2 separate regions of the Homo sapiens genome follow, and region 2 is linked to region 1. A link is an interaction called in ENCODE POLR2A ChIA-PET data of the cell type or tissue named here. Cell type or tissue: Panc1. All regions are shown on one strand. Each heading gives the region's core, and the rest is flanking DNA. Links, peaks and the distances in the headings are about the cores only.

The links. Peaks named below come from ENCODE experiments on the same cell type or tissue, not always from the same donor. Only the 100,000 strongest peaks of a DNase experiment are listed, where the experiment ranks them.
Region 2: POLR2A ChIA-PET joins it to region 1 with 14 read pairs; 5 of 35 experiments call an interaction of 5 or more read pairs at or near these places.

The regions. Positions count from the first base shown.
Region 1 is chr15:59,986,757-59,999,008 of GRCh38, forward strand. No RefSeq gene overlaps it. Among named protein-coding and RNA genes, the nearest start is that of FOXB1, 11 kb to the right of the region's middle. RefSeq lists an enhancer at 8,505-9,292. In Panc1, for the core only: CTCF peaks have their summits at 7,301 and 7,500; a DNase peak (open chromatin) is centred at 5,336; H3K4me3 peaks cover 450 bases; H3K27me3 peaks cover 1,499 bases.
Region 2 is chr15:60,045,374-60,057,625 of GRCh38, forward strand. It overlaps the pseudogene MESTP2. Among named protein-coding and RNA genes, the nearest start is that of FOXB1, 47 kb to the left of the region's middle. In Panc1, for the core only: no CTCF peak of the experiment used is centred there; no DNase peak of the experiment used is centred there.

The DNA.
Region 1 (12,252 bases), core at 1,516-9,515:
CACACACACACACACACACACACACACACACACACACAAAATTCGAAATGGATCACATACCTAAATATAAAATGCAAAACTATAAAACATTTAAAAGATAGGAGAAAATCTCGATGACCTTGGATTTGGTGATGACTTTTTTAGATACAACACCAAAAGTATGATCCATAAAGAAAAAATTGATTAAGTTGGACCTTTATTAAAATTTAAAATTTCTGCTCTGTGAAAACACCGTTAAGAGAATAATGGGCCCAGCTCATGCCTGTAATCCAAGCACTTTGAGAGGCCAGAGGTTGGTGAATTGCTTGAGCTCAGGAGTTTGAAACGAGCCTGGGCAACATGGCAAAACCCTGTCTCTACAAAAAGTACAAGAAATTAGCTGGATATGGTGGCATGCACCTTTAGTCCCAGCTACTCAGGAGGCTAAGGTGGGAAGATCACTTGAGTCTGGGAGGCAGAGGTTACAGTGAGCCAAGATCACACCACTGCATTCCAGCCTGGGCAACAGAGCCAGACTCTGTCTCAAAAACAAAACAAACAGACAAACAAAACAAAAACAGAGAGAGAGAGAGAGAGAGAATAATGGTCAAAAACTAGAAACAAGTCAAACATTCATCAACAGGAAAATGGATAACAAGTTGTGGTATATCCATATGTATTAGTCCATTCTCACATTGCTATAAACAACTACGTGAAACTGGGCAGTTTACAAAGAAAACAGGTTTAATTGACTCACAGTTTTACAGGCTGTACAGGAGGCATGGCTGGGGAGACCTTGGGAAACTTACAATCATAGCAGAAGGGGAAGGGGAAGCAGGAACATCTTCTCCTGGTTGGCAAGAGGGAGCAAGACAAGGGGAGAGGTACTATGCACTTTCTAAACAACCAGATCTCTTGAGAACTCTATCATGAGGCAGAATTTGGGGAATGGCGCTAAACCATTAGAATCCATCCCCATGACCCAATCACCTCCCATTAGGCCCCATCTCCAACACTGGGAAGTACAATTCAACATGAGATTTGGGTGGGAACACAGAGCCAAACCATATCACCATACAATGAAATATTACTCAGTAATAAAAAAGAATGAACTAAGGATACACAGAACAACATGGATGAACCTCAAAGCACTACATTAAGTAAAGAAAGCCAGACAAAAAAGACTCCATACTTTCTGGTTTCACTTATATGTAACTCTAAAAAGGTGAAACTGTAGTAGAAGACAGCAGATCAATAGTGGCCACAGGTTAAGGGTGGGGAAAGAGGATTGACTACAAAGAAAGCACAAAAAAAGCTTTTGGGTGCTAGCAATGTTCTATACTATATATTGATTACTCATATTCGCCAGGGTTCCCTGCACTTAGGCTGAGTGAATTTTATGTTAGTTATATCTCAACAAAGCAGATTATTTAAAAATACATCTGCAAATCTTCTTCCCACCATTGATGAACAGTGTCCTCTTTCCGTTGCCTAAAATATCCAGAATATCATTTGAAGTTTTGATGCCATATAAAGTGAGTCATAGAAGCCAGCTTTTATTCATCTATCCAGCCAGCCAGCCAGCCCAGCCAGATAGCCAAGTAGAATAAGAATAAAATACAGTTTGATTTTTAGAAATCTTACAATCTAAAAATAAAACTATCATGTTTAACATTTATGGTGTGAAAGTTTTATAATGCTATTCTAAGCACTTTGTATATATTAACTTATTTAATTCTTTCAATAATGCTATGATATGAATTGCACTATTAATTCCATTTCAGGAAGAGAAAAACTGAGAGACAGAGAAGCCAGGTTAGCTTCCTGGCTGGTAAATGGTAAAGCTGGGATTTGAACCCAGGCAGACTGACTCTATACCTGCTCTGCCCAATATATATAGTTGCCACTAGCCACACATGGCTACTGAGTACTTGCAATGTAGTTAGAATGAACTGAGACATAAGTATAAAAATGTACGCCAGAGTTCAAAGAATTACTAAAAAAAGTAAAATATTGCATTAATAATTTTAATATTGATTACATATTGAAATAATATTTTAGATATTTTGAGTTAAAATGAAATATATTATTGAATTACACTTACCTTAATTCAATAATATATTTACTTTTTAAAATGTGGCTATGAGAACTTTCAAAATTATCTATGTGTCTAATGTTATACATCTGTTGGACAGCACTGCTGTAGATGCTGAGAATTGAACTATCACATTCTACTGCTTTGGTGACAGACCTAAGAGCAATTATGAGGTGATGCATAAGTGGTAAAATAGAGGTATGGACAAAGGATCATGGGAGTGTTAAAAGAAAATTATCAGTTCTGTTCTGACCAGGGATAAAGAACCTAGGGAAGGGCTGGGTACAGTGGCTCATGCCTGTAATCCCAGCACTGTGGGAGGTCAAGGTGGGTGGATCACCTGAGGTCAGGAGTTCAAGACCAACTTGACCAACATGTTGAAACCCTGTCTGCACTAAAATACAAAAAATTAGCCGGGCATGGTGGCTCATGCCTATAATCCCAGCTACTTGGGAGGCTGAGGCAGGAGAATCGTTTGAACCCGGGAGGCGGAGGTTGCAGCGAGCAGTGAGCCGAGATCGCACCATTGCACTCCAGCCTGGGCAACAAGAGTGAAACTCCATCTCAAAAAAGAAAAAAAAAAAAAGAAGAAGAAGAAGAAGTCAAATCTCAAATCCTGCAGGCAGAGAGCTTTGAGCTCCCATCCTGTCTCCACCGCCTATTATCATGAAACCTTGGAGTTTCCTAAGCTCTCTCTTAGCCTTTGTTTCCTTACCTGTAAAAGAAAGATGATAGCAGAGCCTATTCCTAAGGCTTTTCTTTATTGGAGTTGCATCTATAGATATATAATGTATTAGATGTTAAAATAAATACATTTTAAAATATTAATTCACTTAAAAATATAAACTCATAACATGTTAATGTAAATAACATATTTTAATTTTTAAAAGCCTATATTTTCCAAAACAAAACAAAAACTTAATGAGAATAGTATCATTGTTTTACATTTTTGCAAGTCTCTTTAATGTCTGGCTTAATAGAAGACAACTGGATTCTCATATCTGTTATATCTCTATCTCATATCAAAGAATGCCAAGGTCCCAGAACTACGCTTTCAGAACTACTGGCCTAATACAAAGCTCTCAATGGCTGTTAGCCATTTTTATTCACAGATTCTATTCCCCTATGAGTTACTGTGAGGATCAAATGAGAGCATGTATTTTTAAAAGACTGTGAAATCATGACAAGCTTACAATGCGAAAAACTCCAGTCTGAGACATTGGTGGCTATTCTTACTTATATTTTTTCAACAACTGAAATTTAAACTCTTGAAATGAATTTATCAAAGCCCTGCTTTGCTATTGTGTGACCTCAAATGGAATTAGTCCTCAGAAATGTATACAGAAAAGGAAAGAGAAAGAAAATGAAGGAAGAAAGGAAGGGAGAGAGAGGAAGTATGGGAGGGAGGGAGGGCATGCAGGAAGGCTGCTTGAGTTCTAAGATGTCTTAAAATGTTTAAGGATCTGCTGATGGAGACATTGTCTTAGCTACTTCATCGGAAGACTCGCAGACTCTAGAAGCCCTGATAAGTATCTTCACAAGTGAACAATCACCAAAGCAATATATAGTGCCCACCAGAAGACGACTCAATTCCTTGGACAGAAAGCCCAAGAGCTACCCAGCTGGCCCTTCAACGGTAAGGGATCAATTCGAGTTGCTCATGCTGGTGAGGAGAGATGGAAGGAACATAGTATTGCCCTTTACGCACAGTTTCACTCTCCGAGCTTTCAGTTACTAGTGGTCAACTGAGGTCTGCAAATAGGTGAGTACAACATCATAAGATATTTTGAGCGAGACCACATTCACATAACTTTATTACTGTATATTATCATACTTGCTCTATTTTATTATTGTTGCTAATCTGTTACTGTGCCTAATTTATAAATTAAACTTTATCATATGTATGTATGTACAGGAAAAAAACATCATGTATATAGGGTTTGGTACTACCTACAGTTTCAGGCATCCACTGAGGATCTTGGACCATATCCCCCATGGATAAGGAGGAGAACTAATGTAGGCAAAAGATTCAGCATGAAAGTTGCTGTGGATCTCATGACAGTAAGAAAAGTGTATTAGTCATAATCACTTCAGAGCTTAGCTCAAACAGGCTTAAGGCAAAAGAAAATGTATTGGTTCACATAAAAGCCAGGTCTCACATAAAGAAAGCTCTCGCTGTCTCGCTCTCTCTCCCCCACCCCTTCTCTCTTTCTCTCTCCGTCTCCTTCACAGACTACTTTGCTTTTATCACAGACTCTGCTTTGTTTTTGTCTTAGAAGCTCCTAGAGACCGTTCTTAACTGCAAGTAGTCCCAAAAGAAAGCTCTTCCCAGCAGCTGAAACAAGTTCGGGTTTGCATCTTATTCACCGGGCTTACGTTTCTGTATCCATCTATACAATAGTAAAACAGTACTGAATTTAATTCAGTTGTTAGTGATCTAAAAGTATTTCTAGCTACCTTAGGCTCATTGCTTTTAGCTCTATGGGGCATTATATTAAAATATACAGAATTTCCATTTATAGGCTGCTATTAATCAATCCATCCACGATATCCATCCAAAGCAATTGATCAATATGTTTGCAGCACTGATTTGCACAAACATGACTAACAAAGTTTGTTAGAAAGATACTGGCCTATTCATCCTCTAGTCTGGCAGGATAGAGGCCTAAAAACAAAACAAAACCAAGCACTTCTTGTACACAAGCCACACTCTGCCTTGAAAGATATATGTCCTGTTTCCTTAAAATGTATTATGTTGGACAATCATAAGATGTTTACTGGAGTCTGGCCTCTGCAATTCATTAGAACTCCAGGGAATAGAAACGCTCTCCTGCAAACTGATGTATCACAATGGCATGTGATAACCTTGTTTGACATCATCAGTTTAGGTTTATCACATCTGGCTCATTTTGAAAATTATTTCACATTAAATGATTTACTTTTTAAAGAGGGGAAGGAAGGGAAAGGGGAAGAGTAATAAAAAAGAAATTTAAAACTCAGCTAATTAGGACAAAAATGTTTTTAATCCAGCTCTATAGATTTGGCAAAAATTAAAAAGAAAAAAAGGAGACCAGCTGGAAAGCAATAAAGCATATCTACTTCTCATCCACACCGCTGCCAGCTGCTGCTTCAAGGGTTTGGCAAAACAAGCCTTTGTACAGTAAGTCCACTTCTTTTATTCCTAGAGACTACAGCCTTTTTTGAACTTGGATGGTGACTTCATAAAGAGTGCTGTTGTTTTATTTACTCTCAATTAATCATGCTCGACTGTAAACAAAGTGTCTGTTTTAGTTCTGCTGACAATTATCCACTTGTCAACAGCTCCCTCAAGTACCTTCAGCATCTGGCTACAGCAGGAAACCTCCACATCAAAATGAATGTCTCAGTAAACTCAGGATTTCATCAGCAGTCAGGATTATATTGTAACAAATGTCACCAAGCCTCCTTGATGAGAATATACAGCATCAGATGATAAAGTGTTTCTCAGGATATCCCTTCTTTCTCTCTGTTTGCCTTGGGAAAAAAAAAAAAAAAGAAGAAGGAGAAGGAGAAGGAGAAAATAATTTCACCTAAGGACTCTTGGAAGACGGGGCTGAGGAGGTAGTGGGGACAGCGAGGGATGGGACTGTGACTTCGGATATTTTTACAAACAACCAAGCACATGAAGACAGCTTCAGATGTCTTCAACTATGGACAGCAAACGTCCTCATTAGTTACATTCCACGAGATCAACAGAGCCAAACTGTTACAATTGGTGGTAATTTGTGTGAGGAATTCATAGTAAGTTTTGCTGTTATTTCACTAAGGTTTGAAATTGGCACGACTTTATCCAATGTTCAAATACCCCCTTTCCTTTGGGAATTTTTCTCCCATTTAAAATATGTATAGAACGTAGGGGAAAGTCAGTGCCAAGGTCATTAATATTTTGACAATAGAAATGTTTTAAGGACAAAACAAATGTTACGTTTGGTGGTTTGTTGAGGGGGAATTACTAAGGTGTGTTCCCTGGAGCTCCCCTTGGAGAAGGGAGCCATAGAAAATTAAACTGAACATCGATACTATATCCCATTTCTGTTCTTCCAGCCCTAAGAAAGGAGAGAAATCATGTATATCATGTGGGAAGGAGGGCTGAGTGAGTGGGGGCTCTGACAAACCAGTCCTCAGGGAGAATGTATGGATTCTTTACTCAGACTTTCTATCTCCTCGGGATTAATTTACACCCACTTCAAAACCGAAGAGATTCAAATAAGTTGGCACCACTCCCTCCAAGTTGGACTTCTGGGTGAGGATTCAGTGGTGGGGAGTCCGAGAGGATTGTAAACCACCAAGAGGAACCAAGCACCCAGCACCCCCAGACTGGCGTTCCCATGGACCCAAAGCGGCCTAGAACCAACGCCTGATCCAGAAACCTTGCCATCCTTCGCGACAGGAACGGAGGGCCAGGACAGCGAGACGCGCTCAGCGAGGCCCCTCCCCCACGACCCCCCATCTCTATAGTTACCAGCTAAGGTAGATTGACGGGGTAGGGGGAGGTGGACCCGTGAAGAGTCTGCTTCTCTCCTCTTTCTGACAAAAGCTAATCAATCTAACTGCACATAATTGATTTTAATGAAGGGGGGCGGGGTTCTTCGTATTAACGATTGCCCGTGGTCCTCAGCTTGCGCGGGCTGCGGCTGCGGGTGCTGATCTGCGTCTTTCTTTGCCGTCCGGCCTGCGCGACCCGTGCGCCCTCCACACCGCCTAGCTTTGGGGCCCTGAAGAGCAAAGAGGTCTGAGAACCGGGATCCTGGCCGGACCGCCGCCCTGTTTCACCTGGTAATTTATGCACAATTAATTGAGATATCTTTTATACTTGATGTGTTGCAAAATTAATGCCTAATTTATGTAATTAGTCAATTAACTCTAATTCCAGCATATGTTCCCAATGCCCAGAAGGTGTTCTGTTTCCCAGGTACTTATTTTGATGTCACAAAATGCAGCTAATTAATTTTACATGCATATTAATTTGGGATCTCTTTGGCAGTTCCCTTTGTGCAAGTAATTTTAATATTTGTCTTTCTAACCTTTTGGGGTAGGATGAGGGAGGTGCAGGTGGCTATGAGCAGCACGCGGGGGCGAGCTTGGGTGGTGCCTGAGGGTGGCCCAGGTGGTGGGGCAGTGTTCCCGCAGAGGCTTCAAGTGGCAGGGAGTGCAGGCACTGAGCTCAGCAGGCCCTTAGGGGGCGTTACTGTTGCTGACCCCACGTAGTGCATTTTGCTCGGCTTTGGGAAACAGAGCCTTCAGGGCAGGGAGGTGGAGGCGCCCGGGCTGCCTGATCCTTACCCCCGGGGCATTTCCCGGGTCCCTAGGCAAATCGCTCCTCGCCCAGTGGTCCTCACTCCTGGGAGCCAGTGACACTTTCTTATTTATTTATTTGCGCCCTGAAGGACGACTCGGATTTCCAGGCCAGCCGGAAGAGGCAGAAAGCGAACAGGCTGCTCAGAGGTAGTGGCCCTTCCTTCCAGGCGTCGCGCTGATCCCCAACTGCCTGGCGCCCGAGTCCCTGAGCTCCCCAGAGCTGAGGGGTGGAGGGAGAGGTGAAGCGAGCCTCCATCTCGGGCTGCGATAGCCTCCATGGGGCAAAGACTAAGCAGGGCGAAAGTCTACTTTCCAAGTTACTGGGTGGCACATTAAAACTTTTATCCGTTTTGGACAAATTAATGAGCAATTTAATTAATAAAATCAGAGAGTAGTGTAAGTGCTATGATAATGAAGTTAAATGAGTGCACAGTAAAATATTCACTAATCCAGCGCATTGCCAAATACCCCCTTAATTCTGCTTAACACTAAAAGGGTTTTGAGCACCATAATGAGATTCTTCTGTCTGCTAATTAATTGACACGCTCCTGAATATTCATATGAGCTAGCACCAATACGTTCCTAATTGCACCGTGGAATAGATCTCAGAGGAAAGTAAATCGCCATAGACTTAATTAAAATAATGTATTCCAGATCCAGCACGGGGAAAGATGAGACATTTGCCTTCGAGCTCGCTAAGAAAGTGGCACCTGGTTGGTGGAGGGGAGAGATACCAAATGTCGGCGCCCAGCCTGAAATAAGTGGCATGGGACGCGCAGGGAGGGCGTTCAGCTTCAGAAAGCAGCGGCTACGCTGGGTCCAAACCCGGCGGCTCGGGAGGCCATAGCTCCTAGGTGCGTCCGAGCTCCTGCTACCCTGCGCGGTGTTGTCCTACCGGAGGAAGTGGCTGATGGGCAGTCTAGGATCCCGGCCCCTGACCCAGGGCCCTCTCCTCCCTGCGGTCCTGGTCCGGGTCATGGTCCCGGGGCTGGTCTGAAGTGCTGTCTACAGAGGGCACTTGGGGAAACATCGTAGGTCCGGAAATTCCCAGGGAAAGTTTTTGCAGGAGTTGTGGACGCCGCAGCAGCCCCAACTCTCCCAACCCAGCTTGCGACCCGAGAGAAGTCGCTCACACTTCTCTTTGGGGGAGGGCGACAGTTCCGGGGAGGACGCTTGGATCCCGAAAATGACGGGATCCAGGTCCCACAACCCTCAGGAAGCGCTGCGGTCTTCAAAACTGCGCAGCTAAATTCCTGGGCGCATTCTCCCTTTCTTGGCGAGTCCAGTGCCCGTGCCGGGGAGCATTCCAGCCCAGCTTACCTCGGCAGGTAGAAAGCACAGCATCGAGGCTGCGGACCCTACATCTGGGCTCCACATCACAGCCATTTTTACCAGATAATGCAAGAGAAATAAACTCTCCTCCCTTGGAAACACAAGTCCCCCACCCCCTTCTTTTTGGGGGGAAAAAAATCACCACAGGTTAGAAACTGAAAAGAGTTTATTTGAAGGCATACAAATGCATATTTATTATACACATGTAGGAATTAACAATGTAAATTACACCGCCAGCAGTTGCTGGTTGTTTATTCATTAGATCTTTAGAAAATCTACATTGCCTCCAGACAGCGCGATGATAATGTGAAATACACAAGCAGTTTACATAACCAACTTCAACGCACAGCTTCGTGCTCCGCCACTCGGAGTCATCAACAGGTCGCGGGGAAGCGGACGCGAAGGAAAACCTAAGTTCCTAACAACTATGGAAAATCTGGGAAACCTACGAGGCCCACAGTTCCCTCTGTCCTTTTGGGAAGCGATAAAAGACTTGAAGAAAAAGAAGCAACTGTCTCACTATGGTTCATCTACTTTATCTCGTTTGTGTGTAGCTTTTTTTTTTCTTTGCAATTAAAAAAAAATCGGTAAAAAGAGGATGGATGGGCGGAACGGAAAGATCAATATCCTCCCCAAACTCCTGGTATTCCGGAGTGTTCCTTAAAGACTGTGAACCCAAACTGCTTTCAGGGGTGAAGTAAGTGACGAGAAGGTTTCCTTTACTGCCGGCGAGGGAAGAAAAGACAGCCTACCTTGGCTAAGGGAGGCCACCGGCTCCACCAATCAAATCGCTATGGCTATGAACAAATGGTTATCCGCTCCAAAGAAAATCACTTGCTGGATCAGCCTTCTTGGAATTATTAAATCCTTCGTGGTTCTAGATTTATCCAAAAGATGGAGATGAGGTGACACTTTAAGAGAAAAGTGGCAGTGCAGACTTAATGGTTATTTTAAGTACATAAATATTGTATATAAATATATTTACAAGATTCTTTCCCAGTAAAAATATTAAGTAAAACTAAATGCGGGGGCGGGTGCCAACTAAGGTCTCTTGCGTCGGGCCAGTGAACGACGTCAGCCGCAACTCTAAGTGGCAAAGTTTTCGAAAAACCTCGCCGATCCTCTGAAGATCGGGTTAATGATTTACCCCACTCGCCAACCACCTGATGTAGCCTACCGCTACGCCGCGGAGGTGTGCCAGGATGCGCTGCAGGGGGGGATGCTGGGGCTGTTTTCTGCTTCTCTCTTCTCTTCCTCCCTCCCTTCTTTAGCTCCTTTATTTTGGTTAGGCCAGCTGAGCACAGAAGAAAATGCCCTGCCAATCCCGGAAAGTTTGCGCTACTGGGAATGCCTCGAGTCAGTTTGCTGACCTAAAATCTGGTGTTCATACCTGTGCTGGAATTGAAACTGTAGGCTGAGAAAAAAGGCGAGAGAAGGAGGGTAGAGGGGAAAAGGTTAGCGGGAATGAGAAGGGGTGGGGAGAGGGAGGGAGAAAATGGGGGAAAGGAACGCAGGGGGCAGGAGTCTATTTCTGGGGCGTCGGTAAGTCCTTGGGGCAACCTGGTTTTCCCCTGCTGACAAGCTGTGTCAGTTAACTGCAACCCACCAAGAGTCAGCCAACAGCCCCCGCGCTGCTAGAGCGCCCAAAGCAGAGGCCGGCCGCGAGGAGGGCCAGAGTGCACCGCGGGGGGGTTTGCACCGCGCTGGGGTTGGCACCGCGCGCTAGGACCCACGAAGCGGCGCGCTAGTCCCAGGTGAGCACGAAATGAGCGGAAGGACTCTGCCGCGGAGGGGCGGCGAGCGCCTGGCTGCGCTGCAGGCCCCGCCAAGCCCCGCCCCCTAGCCATTCTTAGCTGGGGGAGGCCAGCACGGATCAGCCGCTTTCTTTCTTTTCTCTCTTTCTTTTTCAAACCCGCTTTGTGGGTGGCAACTCAGCGGGGGACGCATGGAGACAAGAAAACAAAAAGCAGAGAGAGAGGGGGAGAGAAGGAGAAAGGGAGAGAGGGAGAGGGAGAGACAGAGAGAGATCTACAAATAGTTTTTAACCTGCCTAGGAACACAGCGAGTTATTACATTTGAAAGCTGTTGTGGTCTTCAGCGAAACCTGCTTCTGCCATTAAGAAAACACATACTACACACGTTCACCCTGGTTAAGCTCTCCTCCCTGGTCAGCCTGAACAAACAAAGCAGAAGCGCAGGGTTTTAAGGCTGAAGATCTATAGGTTATCCGGTTTCAAAACAAATTAAAGCAGAGGGATCCACCAAAAAAATATATATTATAGATGCAAAATATTCTTCATTTCACATATCTGCAGTTGCCCCCCCCCATCGATTTTATTCCAATTTATTAGCAAAGCACATTTTAGCCTACTGTCCGGGATTTACCTGAATCTATTCAATCAGTAACTTATTTTTCCCAGATCCTACATTTGAAGGAGCTTAAACCCGTTTTTCCCACTTATTGGAAGCTTTAAAACACTTTATAAAGCTAAAAATCACTTTCCTGTTGCAGCTTTTCCAAAATTCCTCCCCCAAAAATAACATTTAAGAGTGGGTGCCCAGCCAGAAATACTGATTTTTTAAAAAACTCAGCAAACCAATAATTTTTGACAAAGAAAATTAATATGAACAGTATAGGATGATTTTTCTCTCCCTCCCTCCCCACTTTAAAAAAAAAAACCCTTTGCTCCACCCCGCTATTAAACAAAACACAATACCTTTTTCTGGGTGGTACTGCACAGAAGTTGATTCAGTTTTGACAATGTTGTTTAGCTATCATTTGCTATTTTGAATGAATGGGAGCAATCCCCCCTTTTACAACATTTGTTTCCTATTATGGAGAGGTGCAGCAGTTGAGGGCAGACATGTGAAAGTGGCTGTTTGATTCTCTTTTTCATCTCCCTGACCCTGCTTTTGTCCCTTCTCACCCTGGGAATGTCACGCCTCGCTACTTCACTTTGAGATGCTCGAGAAAGTGGCTTTGTTATTCCCTTTTAGACATACACGAAATTGTTCTCATTCCCCCCGCTGTAAAAGATACTTCACATCGGGACTCGGTTCACAAGTGCAATGCAATTTGGCTTAGTCCAACCTTTGTTCTGCTTGTACAAATGAGCGAACAGTGCACACATTATACAGTTGATCTACTGCTGTCTTAACCCCAGAGTTAGGGGCTGGGAGAAAAGCAAGTTAATCCCTTCAATACCAAGGTGGCTTTAGCAATATTTCCTCCAATAATAATAATAGATTTGAATTGCTTCTTCTATTTCACACAGTACAGAGCAAAACTTATGGGGAGGGTTTAGCAACAACACAAAAAGCCTTCCACCACCCTTTTGCAAATAACTTTTTAAACAAATACATTTGTGAGCATGGTAATGCCCAATTTAAAGCTATGCAACTGTTTGTGCAAAGGAGGGATTTGATTTGGAAACAAAGATTTTAAAGCCTTGAAGTCTCAGAACAAATCACAGCCAAGCAAACATCAAATGGTATTTAGCAAACCAATT
Region 2 (12,252 bases), core at 2,609-10,608, 60 kb after region 1:
CGCAGTTGCAACCTCCACCTCCTAGGTTCAAGTGATTCTCCTGCCTCAGCCTCCTAAGTAGCTGGAATTACAGGCGCCTACCACCATGCCTGGCTAATTTTTGTATTTTTAGTAGAGATGGGGCTTCGCCATGTTGGCCAGGCTGGTCTCAAACTCCTGACCTCAGGCGATCTGCCCACCTTGGCCTCCCAAAATGCTGGGATGACAGGTGTGAGCCACGGTGCCCAGCCTGACATTGCCCTTCTAGTTTTACCATTTGTCCCTTTGCCCTGTTGCCCATTTCTCCTTGGAGACTAGAACATGTTAGCCTCTCAAGGATAATAATGGACAAATGGACAGGAATGAAAATAATTACCCAAAATTGGAGGTGATAACTTCATGTTCAATAGCAAAAGTTCCTACTAAGGATCTATTTGCACGACCACCCTTGGCAGAATTACTGTATGCAGAGATGACTTTATCCCATCCTAAAATCACAAAAAGCACTGTCACCTTAAAAAGCATCACTGTAAGCAAGCTCACAGTGTTTAGTTTTGAGAGCAGTATCTCACCGACAGTGTTTTTATTGTCATTTTCTGTTCCTTTTGCGTAAGATTGTAAACCGCATGAAGGCAGAGGCTCTTGTTTCTTGTTCACTAGAGTAGTGCCTGACCCATAGGAGACAATATATATTTGTTGATTTTTCCAACTTTCACTCATACAAGATTGTTAAAACAACTAGAGACTTATGAATTTCAAAAGTGATCCAGGCGTGAGGGAGATAAGGGAAAAGCGTCCTGTTTTCCGGTTCAGTTATGTCTATGATTACACCAAAGCAAGGGGCCCCACACCATCACAGCACACACAGCATGGGCTTTGGGTTCAGACTACAGCTGCATTCCAGCTCCTTCACTGATTAACTGCAAGGCCTTGGACAAGTCACTAAATCTCACTGAGTCTCGATTTTTCATGTACAAGGTGGGTAACAATAGACAGGACTGTTCTGGGGAATAATTGAGATGCTTTCTTTGAGAGCCAACTATCTAACAAAATGCCTGGCACTCTAACAATCGGTTCTCACTCTCCTACAGTCCAAGTTGTGGCGTCCAATAAAGTGGCCACTAGACACATGTGGCTATGGAGCACTTGAATGAGACTACCGCGGCTGAGGAATTACAATTTTAATTGTATTTAATTTTAATTAAATTTAAACACTGAAGAATCGTAAAATTTTTTTCCCTCTTCAATACCATTTTATCTTATTTTGATAAGACAGCATTTCAGCTTACCCATTGCATTGCATAAGGCATCGTTATGATGCTGTAGTGCATGTATGGGACACCAGCATTTTTTCTAATATTATTCACAAACACATCACTGATTGAATCAGTGGACAGATTGACTCCATTCAAATGATTATCTTCTATGCACTAATATAACAGTATAATGCATTTATTTGGATATTTCAGGCAGACAGCTCCAGTTATAGCAATTCCTATGTAAACTGTAATTGGTAATTAAATTGAAATACTTAGTTTAATTATAATATAATTAAATTATGTTTCTAGTTAGAAAAAATAAGTATGGGCAAATTTTCAAATTTAAAATGAAGGCGTACTACGGATATGGAATTGAGTGGAGATGCAGAAGCTAGTCCCAAGACCCGAACAGTAAAGAATAAAAGAGACTGGAAGAAGGTGTGTTCCAAATCTCACAACATATGGCAATTGCAGTTGGCTGCCACAGAGTCAAACAAAAAAGCTGTTAAGAAAAAAAAAAAAAAAAAGGATAATAACGCGGACAATATTAAAAGCTATTTAAAGCAAACGCACATTGAATTTGATAAGAGCTTTCTCTCAATAACTAAAAAAGAATTGAAGAAATTAGTCACCTGCAATCAGTATTAAATGTCCAACAAAAATGTCTTAAGCAATTCTTGACAAGATCTGATCTTGTAACGCTGGTCAGGTATAAAATGGCTTGAATTCTTTCACAAAAATCCAAACTAAACCAAACCCAAACCCACATGTTTAGATGGAGAGATGGTAAAAGAAATCATTTCAGTTGTGGAAATTTTTTTAGAAAATTATGAGGAAAAGACTAAAAGATATTTTACAAAAGCAAAATTTCAATTAAGCCATCAAACAAGTGACTGTAGAATGAAAGACTAACAATGTCAATGATCAACTGACTCAAAATGTGAAAAATGAGAAGGTACTTTTTTTTTTAAAGCTTTAGACAAGCCATATAGAATAAGAGACTGTGCCCAGTTAATACGGGACACCTTTGGTTACATTTTTGTTTAAAAACACTTTCAAATTTACTTAGAAATGGTGTCTCCGACCTAAAGAAAAAAATCAACTCAATGTGTAGATAGCTTTAAATATTTTAGATATGTCAAAGAAGAGTTTCAACTAGATAAGAAAAAAAATCCAGTTTTATCAACAAGACAGATGATGGCCCTGCTATGTTAGGTCAAAAATCTAGATTTATCAGAATTTTAAAACAAGAGACAGATTTTTCCCTTATTGCTTCACTCCATTGTGTGACACACACTGAAAATATTTGTGCTAAATTTTTTTTAATGAAAAGTATCACGGACACAGCTGTTAAAAATCATTCAGTATGTACATGTTGTAAACCACAAGTGTATGGAACTATTGAAAGAAATAGAAAAATGATATATTTAATGATCATGTACTCTTTACTAATGTTGACTGCTTAAGAGTTGTGGAAGAGTTTTATAAAGATTTACAATACTAGTAACCCCAGTTTAAGATTGTCTTGAAACTAAAAGAATAATTAAAGTAAAAAAAAAAATGGCAGCATGATTTATGGTTTCTCAACTATATCAGACTGCGTACAAATGATCTAAACGTTAAGTTCTAAAGAAAGCAAAAAGAATTTATATTGAAATATAAATTCTTCATAAAGCAAATTAGTGATGTTTTTACACATTTTTTAAAAGCATGAATTGAGATGCATATTTTAATTGTAATCAACTGTTAGGTAAATTGGCAGCAAAAATTACAAGAAAAACGTGAACATCACTATGTTTATATTGATAAATTTAGAATTGCTTTTCAACTTATGCAATACTCTTTTGAAATCAATGTTAATATTACGAGTTGATATAAGAATTAATTTATTTAACTTGGACAGATGTAGTTTTAAAATTGATATGGTTTTTCTTCAGAGTCAAATTAATTATTTGAAGCAAACACATGAACCAGTTTTAGAAATAAAAATGCAAACACTAAGGGAAAAATGTTTTGGTACAAGATTCAGTTATTGGAAAATTTTTAAGTACGTTTGGAACAACTTGAATATGTGAATCCACTTTTTCAATTGTAAATTTTATAAAATCTAAGTATCGTTCAGGTATTTCTGATGAAACTTTAACAACTGAATTGAGATGTAGCTAAGTATAAAACAGACAGTGGAGTTCCAAGACTCACTATGAAGAAAATAATGTAAAATATCTCGTTAATCATTTTTATTTTATATATATATATATTTTATACTTTAAGTTCTAGGGTACATGTGCTTATCAGATGTTGAGATGATCATAGTTAGGATATATTGGGTTAAATCAAATACAATATTAAAATTAATTTTCTTATTTCCTTTTTACTTACTTTAATGCTGCTTCCAAAAACTAAATTATGTATGTGACCTGAATTAGATTTAAATTGGACAGTGGGAGTCTGTAGGTACGAACACTATGCCACATATAGGGCTACCTCCCCCACCACCTCAAAGGCTCCAAGATTTCTTCTTCACAGTGTTCCATCTGAGTCTGCGATTTCCTGTGTGAAAAGGACAAGTCCTGTCCTGCCAATTTAACCTCACTCCATATTTACCCATTTGCTTTTTAAAAATAAGTATACCGTAATTCTGTAATAATTTTCAAGTTTTGTTTTTATTTTCTTCAAAATTAGATTTTCACATAATTTATAGAATCAAACAATTCTATGAGACTTAATCCAAAAAGATTATCCTACTATTCAACCCTCGACCACCACCTATTCTCTTTTTCAATAGCAACCAGTTTCAATTATTTTAGCTGTTTCTTTGTTATTTACCTCCATATATAAAAATAACAGCCTTGTGTTTCCTACCTTTTGAATTTTCAATTTTAGGTATCATATAGGGAAAATAAGGATTTAGCTCTTATTCATGATCTCCCATTCCTTTATCACAGACCACTACACCACCATTACTACCACCCACATTCACACCGTCTCATGATCCCTTCAATATAATTGTATCATACTTCTGTTTAGATTAATACTGTGTTTCCATTAGTATGACAATTTCAACATTATTCATAGCATTGAACCTATAGATATGAACGATATAGATATAGTATAATATCTTTACTTTTCCTTTCTTGCACAATTTTGTTCTTCCTAAAGTAATGCTTTTTTTGTTGTTGTTTAGTTTTCTATTTGTTACTAATTCAGCCTCTATTTTCCCCTAATAACCTCAAATCTTTCCTCTCTGTATTCAGACACACCAGGTTGTTCTATCGTTTTCTTTACTTGGATTAATCTCTCCTGGCATCTTCTGACCTGCCCCACTATAGGCCTGTTTCACACTCTATTCCTGGGAATTCATTTCACCAAAGTTTTGAGAATTTCTTTGACTTCTTTCTTCTTGGATCCAGTGTCTTTATGCTTTTATTCTTGTGCAGCACATTACCTACTAGCTAGCTTCCTGGGAAAAGGTACATGAGATGTAATTTTTGTGAGCTCCTGAAAGCCCATATTTTCTTTGGTCTACAGCCCTTCTTTATTGATAGTTTAGTTGGGTATAGAAATCTAATGGGAAAATATATTTGCTCAGGATTTTAAAAGATATTGCTCGATTGTTTTCTAGCATCTGGTGGTGGTGTGAAATCTGATCCTTGATTCTTCATATGGGGCTTGTTTTATTTTTCTCTCTCTCTTTCTCTCTGAAAGCTTATAGATTTTTTTTTCTTTATCCTATGTTCTGAAATTTCACAATGATATGCCGCATTGTCCTCCATTCTTTTCTGGAATTCATATTATTCAAATGTAGGATCTAATAAGGGGGAAGTAACGTAATTATCTTGTATTTTCTCTCATTTATTTGATCTTCATTTTTAAAGTTTTTTTTGGCTTTAAGAAAGATTTTCTCAACTTTATCTTATGAGCTTTCTATTGAATTTTATTTATATACTATACTTTTAAGTTTCAAAAGGTATGTCATGGTTGGAATGTTTTTGTCGCCTCCAAAACTCATGTTGAAAATTAATTCTCAATGTAACAGTGTTGGGAGATGGGGCCAAATGGGCAGAGCACTCATGAATGGATTAATTACTCTACAAAAAGAGTAAAAAGAGCTTCTGAGAGTGAGTCACCTCTCTTCTGCTCTTCTGCTATTTGAGAAATGGCATTCTTCCCCTCTGGAGGATGAAGACTCCAAGGTACCATCTTGGAATTGGAGACCAGGCCCTCCCAAGACACCAAACCTGTTAGCACCTTGAGCTTGGACTTCCCAGCCACCAGAACTATGAGAGAATTTATTTCCATTCTTTAGTAAATTATTCAGTCTCATTATTCTATTATAGCAGCACAAACAACCAAAACAAGTGTTCCTTGTTCTTTATTTTTTTTTCACAAAACTTCTTATTTCATGAATCCTTTTATATTTCAGAGGCTATTAATAATAGTTTCTTTTTTCTTTCTGAAGTCTGAAGTTTCATCTTCCTGCTTTGACTCTACTTCTTCCAAGTTTTGTTGTTTTCTGTTAGTTGTTTTGATTTCAGTCATTCATGTTATAGGCTTCCTTAGGTGTTTACTAGTTCATAGCTGTTTATTCATATTTAAAAATGGGATTTAAAAAAAAAACTGATTGGAAAATTTGTCCAAATGGGTGAGACCTGCTGACTGTGGTATTCTGACTGAGTCATTCATGTGGGGCAACCTTGATGCCAGTATCTTTTTTTTTTTTTTTTTTTTTGAGACAGAGTCTTGCTCTACTCACTCAGGCTGAAGTGCAGTGGTGTGATCTCAGCTCACTGCAACCTCTGTGTCCCGGGTTCAAGCGATTCTCCTGCCTTAGCCTCCCAAGTAGCTGGGATTATAGGCATGTGCTACCACGCCTGGCTAATTTTTGTATTTTTAGTAGAGACGGGGTTTTGCGATGTTGTCCAGGCTGGTCTTGAACTCCTGGCCTCAAGTGATCTGCCCACCTCAGCCTCCCAAAGTGCTGGAATTACAGGCATGAGCTACTGCACCAGGCCCAATGCCAGTATCTTTAGGACTTTTTTCTCTTAGATTAGTTGGATTTTTTTTTTTTGTCACAATTCATTTTTATTGATAGAAAATAAACACTTATTCCAGTTTCAAAGTTGTTATACTTGAAGTTGCTATTTTAAAAATATGAATTTTAGGGCTGGGCGCGGTGGCTCACGCCTGTAATTCCGCCGCTTTGGGAGGCCAAGGAGGGCGGATCACAAGGTCAGGAGATCGAGACCATCCAGACCAACATGGTGAAACCCCGTCTCTACTAAAAATACATAAAAAAATTAGCCGGGCGTGATGGTGGGCGCCTGTAGTCCTAGCTACTCGGGAGGCTGAGACAGGAGAATGGCGTGAACCTGGGAGGCGGAGCTTGCAGTGAGCCGAGATCGCACCACCGCACTCCAGCCTGGGCGACAGAGCGAGACTCCGTCTCAAAAAAAAAAAAAAAGAATTTTAAATAATCACTTAATAATCCTGCTTTCACTAAGACAGTAAAATGTGGCTTTAAAAAAAAGTATTCAGCACCATTTGCTTATAGATCTTTCAGAATTTGTTCTTAATGTTTCTGGAACTTTCCTGTCTGTAAAGTACAAGAATAAATGAGCTACATAAGAAAGCCTCTCTGGAACAGGCAATGGGAAGTTAAGCAGTCATCATAAAGGAATCAATGTACATTCTGTGTGGTGATTTGGACTACAAAACAGTCTCTTCCCTTCTATGGTAGCTCGAGAGAGACATGCTTCTAAGCACTGAGGTATGACGAGTCTCAGATTGTTATTTGCTGTTAGAATTGGTCTTCCCAGCTAGTAATAGTAAATCTCTGGCACAGGTGCTATTGGTCCTTAATGTCCTGTGATTTTAGGAAATTCTGTAAATAGTTTTGATTTAGTTCAATTCATTCAGAAATGAAGCATGTTTAATTAAGTTCACTACTCTGACAGAGTAAGGATATGTTGGTTTAGCATCCTTATAAAATATATGTAATGTGTAGGTAAATCATGGTCCCAAATCATACTTAGAACACTACTTTATTTAAACCAATATGTCTTTTAACAAAATGTTTATAATTAACAACAGCTGATGAAACTATATCCAAAGGTATAACAAAGGAGACTGAGCTCTGTGTTGCTTAAAGAACTTTTAAGCAGCCATTCAAGGAGAGGTAAAGAAACCCACTTCTCATTCTCATTGTAGAATTCCTATTGGGGCTGGACCAGAAATTAGCACTTCTAAATACTTCAGAAAAGTCCAAAGTGTTAAAAAGCCTTCTAGGCAAAAGAACGTCTTTCTGCATCAGTGAATAGCAGTGCTCATCAGAATTTCCTAATAACACAAAAACAAAGGCAAGTCTGTACATTTGATCAGATGTCAAAGAAATGGGAGGTAGACTATTATCTCAGCCTTAGTCAGAGCTCCTGCTGGCTTCTTCCTACATACTGTTCACCAATTTGAGTAAAGTGGACTTTGTGAGAGAATAGTGTTTGATGGCTAGGATGTCTTTTGGGCATTTCTTCCTAAGTGGAATACACAACATATAAGCGAGTAGGGGAAATAATAGAGGGAAGCTACTCTTTCCAGCTCAGAAGGAGTTGGTGATGCCAATATATGCATTAGAGAAGCCCATGGGATCCTCTAGCTGTGGATAGTGGCTAATACGGTCATCCAGAATTGACACTGTGGACTGCAGCAGCATTTTCCTGTACAGCTCCAAAAACTCTGGGTAGGGATTTACAGGATCCAATGGCCCATAGATAACAATGAATGGAGATAGTTTCAGAGGCAAGAGCTCCCACCTAGTGCTTTCTAAACTGCCTCCTCTGATTGATGTACTCTAAGAGACTGTCAGAGACGAATTCCTGTCATTATTGCGGACCCCTTTCCACATGTCCCACAGCTTATTTTCAGAGGGCTGAGTATATGGCCCAAAGACTGGCGTGAGACCTCGAGAGAATACAAAGAAGTTCATCAGCCGCGTGAGGATGGGTGACAGCACACCTCCATGTTTGAGTAGCTTTTGAAGAAGGAGTAGACAGTGAGTCTCAGAAAAGATATCTCCAGTTGACAGACAGATGCCACAAAAGCGCTTCCAGGATGCTGGCCTGCTCAAATATGGAATAGTGATATGGTCTCAGTTTGTTACTGAAGCCAAAGCCTAAGAAATCAAGGACAATCACTCAATGAAATCTCAAGGTCAGACTTTCCCACATCTTGTACCAATCATAGCTGGATGTTGGAAAGCCATGTAAAAGAACAACTATCTCTGGACTTCCAACCACATCCACAGAGTCTTGGTAGAAGATAGGCCATCCCTTATAAGTGAAAAACTTGCCTGAAGACTGCCATGAGTGAAGGGCAAGGGAGAGCTGAGGGGGTGGGATGTGCAGGTATGTGGCAAGCAGGGGCACTTTCAACAGACCCACCTTGACCCACCATCCCCTCATCCTGATTCAGGTTAAGACCTGGGCTGCAGGACTTCATGTTTGGGGAAATCAGTTGTGCATGCTGGTTAGTTGGATTTCTTAGTGTAGAGTCTTCTAATCTCCTGTCTAGAGGATCTAAAGCTGACTGCCAGCATTCTAGAAACAAAGCAAGTGAAAGGGTTGAAGAGGGAGAGGAGGGGTTTAAAAATTCAGCATGTACATTTTCACTAAATCTCTATCCTCAATTGTCCTAATGTCTCACAGCCCTCAGTCCTCTTACTAGAGAGAACAAACCTCAAAAATTCTGCTTAGGTGATACTAAGGCTATCATTCTAGTAAATGGAATTGGTAAGGAGATTCAAAATCTAACTGCTTTTTTTAAGTCTTTCTGTTTTTATCCTTTCTTCACCCCACTTCCAGAGGTATCCAATGTCATTAACTTCTGAGCCCTTTGACATTTCCATGCTACAAGTTTCTTCCTGGATTTTTCCACTGCTGGCATAAGATTCAACTTTTTCAAGTCTGCTGAATCAGTCATTGTCTTGTCTGGATTCCTCAAAAGCAGATCCTGAGACAAAGGCTGATGCGCAAAATGTTTATGTGTGGGTATGATCCTGAAACTTAGGAATGGGGGTGAGTCAAGAAAGGAGAAAGATAGAAGAATGCATTATACTGTTGGCCACAGCTTTGGGGCACTTGTATGTGAGTTGTCAACCAGGTTCCTCCAGGCATCCCGCCACTTGACATCAAAGAAGCCTAAGAGAGGCATTGTCAGTTTAGATTTCTATGAAGGTGTTTGAAGCATGCTGAAAACTGGCCTCTACAGTTATGGCTGGGACAAGAAGTGAGACTTAGAGGATTTGTTGGATTTGTGCTGAATCTACCATCAATCTATAGATTAGGTTAGGGTGAATGAGCATCTAAACAGTACTGAGTTGTGCAAAGCATTAACAAGGTGTGGGTGTGTGTGTATATATACATCTTTATTATTTAGGTCTTTTTTATTTCTCTTGGCAACATTCAGTATGTTTTGCACTTCTACAGGTATTGCGCTTCTATTGACCCACTTTTCCTTTGCCATGTCCAGTTTGCTGTTAAACACATTAAATAAATTCTTTGCTTCCAATATCAATTTTTTTATTTGTAAGATTTTCATTTGGTTCTTTTTAATAGTTTTTGGCTGTCTGCTTACATTCCCTATCTATTCATACATGTTTTTCACTAGACACTTTAACATATTTTTTTCTACTTATTTTAAAGTCCATGTCTGATAATTCCAACATTAAAATCATCTCTGGGTTGGCTTCTACTGACCTCTTTTAACATAAGTCATACCTTCTTACTTCTTCACATATCTCTTTAATTTTATGCTAGTAATTGTATATTAAAGAACAGTAGCTTAAAAAGTGCTAACATCAGCCAGGTGTGGTAGCTTGCACCTATAATCCTAACACTTTGGGAGGCTGAGGTGGGAGGACCATTTGAGCCCAGGAGTTCAAGACCAGCCTGGGCAACATAGTGAGACCCAATCTCTGTGAAAGAAAAAAAAGAAAATTTTAAGTGCTAATATTTACCTCGAGAAAAGGGCACACCTCTTTTGGGTCGGTCCATGAGTGTGGCAGGCTGAGTCAATTTAATCTGTAGTTGGACTTGGTTGCAGCTTTAGCTAGATTCACTCACCTTGGCTGCAAATATTTTGAGGAAGGGATTAGGACTTTCCCTCAAACTGGGCTTGGGATATGAGCACTGGAGAGACTCTAAAGATCTCTTTGTGCTTTATTGCCCAGCCCTCATGTTTTAGCTATGGGAGATTTGTATCAGCTTTAAGCCAGGCTGCCAACCTTTTGGGTTGCTGGACAACTCTCTTTGCTCTCCAGTTCAACTTCCAGCCTTTTGCTTCTCAGAAGACTCCTTTCTGCCTTTCTTTTCTGTCCCCAGGTATTGGAGAGCCTCTGCAGTGCATTCACAGTGGCTCAGATGGATATCATTCAGCTGTCTTGTCCTGCCCAAGGCTGGGAAAATTTGAAATGATGTACGAAAGATATCCAATATATTTACCACTGCCCTTCTGCTTTTAAGCCTTCAAAACTTTGCTACAATCATCTCCTTTCCTATATGCATTGTCCTTGTGGTTTCTTCTTCTTCTTCTCTTTTTTTTTTTTCTTTCAAACAAGGTCTCGCTCTGTCATCCAGGCTGGCATGCAGTGGTGCAATCTTGGCTCACCACAACCTCCACCCGCCCGGTTCAGGTGATTCTCCTGCCTCAGCCTCCCGAGTAGCTGACATCACAGGCGTGTGCCACCACACCTGGCTAATTTTTGTGTTTTTAGTAGAGACGGGGTTTCGCCATGTTGGCCAGGCTGGTTTATTCTTCTTAAACATGTATTTAATACCATAAATTAAACATATATTTAATAACTATTTTTGGAGGATACAGTTATATATGTGTGTTCAATTTATTCCCATTAATCCAACATCTTTCTATTTGCTGAGTCTTTTGTCGTTGTTCTTGTTAAGCCTTTGCATATTTACTTATAATTATGATGTATATTACTCCAAAACATCAGCCTCACTTCTATACTCTAATTCTTATCAATTCAGGTCCACAGAAATAAACCCAAGCCTTCAAAGTAATTCAGTCAATATATAACCTTTATAGCTATTTTAAGGGGTTTAGTTACCAAGGTGCTTAACCTTTAAAAAAAAAATGCCCTGTTGGATGGAGGAATGCATGCCTTTATTTAAGGTCCCACTCATTTCCTCACGCAACAAATTTCTATTTTCCACCTTCATTCTACCCCAACTTTAAAACAGAAACACAGAAAAACCAGCTATGATTGAGAGGAAACATGCACATTATCAACTATTTTTGCAAAAAAAAAAAAAAAAAAAACCAAACAAACAAAAAATCAGACTCTTTTCCTAAGCAAATGACAAGATCTAAGAGTGTTTTGCCAGAGTTCGGCGGTGCAATCACCAATCCCATATATTACAGCCAGAGACTGCTGGCAAACCCCATGAGCGGGTTAGGGGCAGTGACACTCAGAGGCTGACTCTGGACTTCTCAGCCTCTAACTGCAATTCCTAAAGTGGAAGACTCCTCTCTAACAAGCTCAGTCACTAAAAGTAGCCAATGCTCACAGTTCCTTCCACTCCTAGTGACTAGAACATCTCCACTGTCCCCCAAACTTACCAGCCTGTATTTAGACATCAGTCTCCTGATTCACTTATGTCATGTAATCTTCGAAACAATCTGCTTTTCCTCCGCTAGACACCACCATCCCCACAGTCCCCCACTTCACCCCATGCTAGCTCTGGACACCAGGCCCTTGCACATGTCAAATTACTGATGTGCATTTACCTTAGAAGTGGGAGTGACAGAACAACAGCACCAAGTGTCAATTTGTTAACGGAGACATGCTTGGTTGGCTCATTTTCCAAATGAAATTTGGTTCCACTTTAAAAGTCAAAGCTGTCATAAAAATGCCACAGACAATGAGGATTAATCTTACACTGTAGAAATTTTAGAAACTCTTCTTCAAAATTAGAATTAGGCTGTGTGCAGCTTAAAAAGGAAAAAT